Linked DNA regions of Homo sapiens: region 1 is linked to region 2. A link is an interaction called in ENCODE POLR2A ChIA-PET data of the cell type or tissue named here. Cell type or tissue: GM12878. All regions are shown on one strand. Region 1 overlaps TMEM123 (transmembrane protein 123). Region 2 has its middle 23 kb from the start of MMP7.

Evidence for each region. Peaks named below come from ENCODE experiments on the same cell type or tissue, not always from the same donor. Only the 100,000 strongest peaks of a DNase experiment are listed, where the experiment ranks them.
Region 1: POLR2A ChIA-PET joins it to region 2 with 5 read pairs; 3 of 35 experiments call an interaction of 5 or more read pairs at or near these places.

Annotation. Positions count from the first base shown.
Region 1 is chr11:102,445,872-102,448,371 of GRCh38, forward strand. All of the region lies in intron 2 of TMEM123 (transmembrane protein 123), which reads right to left. Among named protein-coding and RNA genes, the nearest start is that of TMEM123, 5.6 kb to the right of the region's middle. In GM12878, no CTCF peak of the experiment used is centred here; no DNase peak of the experiment used is centred here; H3K4me3 peaks cover 265 bases; H3K27ac peaks cover 577 bases.
Region 2 is chr11:102,552,670-102,555,169 of GRCh38, forward strand. No RefSeq gene overlaps it. Among named protein-coding and RNA genes, the nearest start is that of MMP7, 23 kb to the left of the region's middle. In GM12878, no CTCF peak of the experiment used is centred here; a DNase peak (open chromatin) is centred at 1,432; H3K27ac peaks cover 651 bases.

The DNA.
Region 1 (2,500 bases), 110 kb before region 2:
AGTGGCCCAAATGACTAGGCCAAGGATGAATAACCAAACTAATGGCAATCGTAATAAATGGAACATACATGATTAAGAGATAAACGGCTTTGGAAAGGAGTTGGTGCAAGTTATGTCCAAGAAAAGAGCTTCAGATTGGATGATGGTAACCCAATCCTCTCAGATCCCTCTGTTGGGAAGTATCAATGCTATGTGATCAAGGAGACGGCTGTATCCTGAATGATATTGAGCTGCTGTTCTAGTTACTGATGAGATGTGCACTCCAATCTAGACCATGCCACATTTCCTTACATCCTTGCTCAAACCCATTATGAAAAATAATCTGGGCATGTGTCTTCCTTGCACTATAAAGTGTAAATTCATCCATCCACAGAATCTAAATACTCTGACTGCAAATGAAATAAGGGGAAATTATTTTCTATATAAGCTGAAAGTGTGTCAAACAAGTCCCTGCAGACAAGAATGTCAAAAGTACAGCTGTCTTCAAATAATGATTAGAGGACATAAAAAAATAGAACTGTTACATGTAACTCAGTGGTACATTGGAAAGCAACCTTTATTCCTATTGACTTCAAGTACCTATATTACTGTATAAACAGAAAAACAGCTGTAATAATGTATAGGATTGGAGCATAAACCAGTACACATCTGCAAAATGTATATATTAGTGTTTTGATAAGGCAAGTCAGCAATTACAAAATATCTATGTTGCTCCACAATTGAGTTCAACCAACCAAAAACATACATATCCTGCATACCTACTATGCACCAGGCATAGAGTGAGATGTTAGGATGAATAAATCATAGATTTCACTCTCAAGGAACTTGGAGACCAAAACAAGAGAAAAAAAGATTCTCTGAAATTCCAACGTGGTGAGTCCTATAAAAGTGATAGACACCCAACATTCTAAGGAGTACTGCAGGCAGTCTCCGCTTTTTCCAACAGTACATTCCTGGAATACACATCATAATGGAATTTGCCAAAGATGCTATTTTCCTAGTGAGAGGAAATATGGCGCCACAGAAACTGCACTAAATAAATAGCACCAAATAAATTGGTAAACAGTATGTTCAAAGAAACAAAGCTTCAACAATGGTCTATGTAACTAAAAAGAAAAACAGTTAAGCATCCATCCTATAAAAATACACAAACTTAACATGTTTCAAAAGTGTTTTCAAGATACAAAGAGGAATGCGACAGTTATGAGGCGTAAAACACATTGTGCAAAAACATTTTTAATAGTTGTATTATCTGTTCTCCTTCTAGAAAAATTTGAGGCAATGCTTTTCTTCTTTCTCAAAAAATTTCCCTGTGCTAGAAGGGGCATTTGAAATCATCCCACTGACTCTGGAGCTGCCCTCAAAGTATTCAGTTGATTTTTAATAATCATTCACAGTGAAAAGCATGTTTTAAAAGTAAGGCCACACCACACTTCAGACAGTGTGATAAAGAGACATAGGTTTTAGAATACAACTGGGTTTCAAATCCTGAATGTGACACTTAGTGTCATGTGATCTTGGGCATTTCCTAACCACTCTTGAGTTTCAATTTCCCCATGTGTAAACCAGAAATGACACCTACCTCACCACTGTTAAATTAGTAAATGTATGAGGAGTATCTTATAAGTTGTAGGCATTCAAAAATGGTGTCTATTGCTAATATTACTGTCTTTATGTTTCTTCTACCTCCTTTGTCTACCCAAGGTTAAAAGTTCAGTAGTGCAGAATTAGATTCAATAAAGGACAAAAGGAAAAGCTATCTAATAGTGTAATAAAATATTTTTTAACTAAGACCCTCTCACAACTACCCAATGATAACCACTATTACATTTTGGAGTAATCCCTCTAGACTTTTTTTCCTCTCAATGAAAACGTTTTCTGTAGAATTACTAAAACTAGAATTAAAGTATGTCCTGACTACGTACCACCAGACACCAGTCAAAAAGGCAGAGATAATGAAACAAAGAACAGCAGTAAACCAAGAACATAAACTAAGTGAAACACTGGGATGCCCCACAGGAATAAAAACTCCAGCAAGTTGCAAAGCAGCATGAAGGTACTTACTGCCACTGACCTTTACACTTTAAAAAAATGGTTACTTATGTATTTTATGTCATGTATATTTTGCCACAAAATAAAAAACAAAAGAACAAAAACTCCTAGAAGTTAAGGCTTGGTCCATTTTGTATTCTTAGAACCTAGGATGTGCTAGCTCATTAGAGTCCATAAATATTCCCTGACTAAAAGTAAACAAAACAAGTTAGTGATAGGATTGGTGTACCTTTTTCTAGTTTCCAACTCAGTCAACTGTGAAGATTAAGGGCAGTGAGAAGATAACTTAAAAATTGTTTACAAGAAACGTACCTTGATGATTTACTACTGATATTGATGACATCAGCCTGGTTCTTGCATCTTTCCATGTTAGTGAACTCAGAGGCCCAAGGCTTTGTCCCAAACTAAAATCACAGGGTAAGGGCCTCACCAAGTGTTTGGGTTGAGT
Region 2 (2,500 bases):
GTTTACCTTAGGTCTGCAAGGCGAGGCTTATCAAAGAGACTGCCGGCATTTTAAGAGGAATTCCCATCAGAGTGGTGACAAGCACCAGCGGAATGAGGAAGAAAGGAAAAAATCACACTCAGAAACAATAAACAGCAAAAGAAGGAGTTCCAAGGAGAGACAACTGAGTAGTGTTCTCCCTTGGGAAAGGTGAAATATCTGGAAAAATCACTCCTTCATTTAAGACCCTGGGGTCTGTGTTATTCTGGGGAGAGCTACGGAAAAAGTAGACAACTCACTGCTAAGGATGACATCGCTGCATGAGGCTGGAAATGCAGAGGGCAGAGTGAGCCAAATGCATAGAGCTCTTGACCTTGCTTGCATATTCTTTACCTCCCAGCCTTCCTGGGCCATCCTTTCCCTCCTTCCAAATTGCCTATCTTTCTTCCTTTGCTAACTCCGTCTGGAAGCCTCTTCTCCTCATCAGCCCTGTGCAGTGCTGATGGTTAACTTATGCACAAGATGAAATGCTGCTCTTCCTTTAGTGCGCTATGATGGTTATTTTTCACATGTGTTTTCTCTGTGGCTATAATTGCATTGAAATCTGTCTCAGGAGAGGCTTAATGGCTAAGAGCATTGGACATGGGTTAAAATCCTGGCTTGCCTCTTTTTAGTAAATGACAGGGGCAGGTTCACTTAATCTGAAAATGGAGAAAACAGTAATACCCACCTCACTGAACTGTTGTGAAGATTAAATGAAACAGCACATGTAAGGCACTTAGTGGCTGGCATATACTAAAAGCTTAATAACAAAGATCATTCAGTAGAACTCAATAAAAACTCTCACACACTGCTGTTGGGAGTGTACATGACAATGACTGCTTTTGAAAACAATTTAGTGGTATATATTAAAGCTGAACGTATGCATAGATTATGGCCAAACAATTCCACTTCCATATACTCTTAGGCCTTTACTTTCCCAAATGCATACGTATTAGTTATCTAATAATAAATCACTCCAAAACGTAATAGCCAAAACAACATTTATTATAGCAGGTTCTGTGGGTCAGGAGTTCAGGTGTGGCTGAGCTGGGTCTTCTGTCTCAGGGTATTTCACAAGGCTGCAGTCAGCCAGGGCTGTGGTCACCTCAAGGCCTGTTTGGGGGAAAATCCACTTCCAAGCTTACCAATGAAGTTGTTGTCAGGATTCAGCTCTTCATGTGTTGTTGGAATGATGACCTCAGGTCCGTACAGAAGTCTGTCCTCAATTCCTCGCCACTGAGACTCTCCATAGGGCAGCTCAAAACAAGGCAGCGGCTTCATCAGAGAAAGCAAGCAAGAAGAGTGAGAGTGAGAATGAGCAAGAGAGAGAGAGATCCCCAGCAAGTCCAAGGTCATGGCCTTTAATAACCTAATCTTAGAGAGCAACGCTCCATCATGTTTGCCATATTCTGTTTGTTATGAATCACTACATCCACTTCACACACAAGGGTGGGGATTACACAGGACAAGAATAGCCAGAGGCAGGAACCATTAAGAACTGTTTTAGAAGCTCTCTACCACATGGAGTTTCACTAATAGATACTCACAAGAATATTCATAGTTGCACCGTTTGCAACAGTTAAAGCAGGGAAACAACCCAATGTCCATTAGCAACAGAATGGACAAACATATTACAAATCATTGTAATATATTCATACAATTAAATTCTAAACAACAGTGAGAATGAACAAATTATACCTACATGCAGCAGTATGAATAAGACTTTCAGACATAATGATGAGCAAAAGGAATCAAACAAAAAAGAATGTATATTATACATGCTTGTTTCATTTCAAGGGTTTTATTCTTATTTAGAAATAAGTATAGCATAGATAACGAGCTTGGGAAAACTACTAATGTTCCCAATCTAACAAAGTAAAATCTTACAAAGCAGTTGGCTTATCTAACATCCTGACTCCCTCCATTTTGTGTTATAGCTGGAAGTTACTGGAAACCTTACCGAACTTCTTTTTCCCCTTGGATCTTATTTCTGAGAGACAGAGACACTCTTCAAAACTTACCCTCTTCCTGGGTAAAGAAGCAGTCCTTTCCATTAAGACTTCCATTTCAGAACTTTGGTGATACTTTATAATCTTTTTCTATCCTATTATAAAATAGCAATAGTAGACTTTACCAACAATATGGATTTAGTAACTCACATTGATCTAGACCACAGTGTACCTTTAAAGAACAGAAAATCTAAGTAAAAAATATTAGATATACTGAAAATTTAGTTGTGAGGCCTTTTGGGGTACAGAAAGCAATACCCCAAAATATGGTGCTTTGGCATGTTGAGTGCTTGGAATTAAAGAAAATTGAAGGAGCTTAGAAATAAGCCTCAGAACCAAGGTCTTTCTCTGACCTTCCCCTTCCTCCCTGTCTCTCTGATCCTTTTTCTTCATGAAGAAAGAAGGGACTCTGTGGAATTTTCTTCTCTGACTAAGAAAGCTTCTTACAAGGAGAATTGCAATTGTCTTAA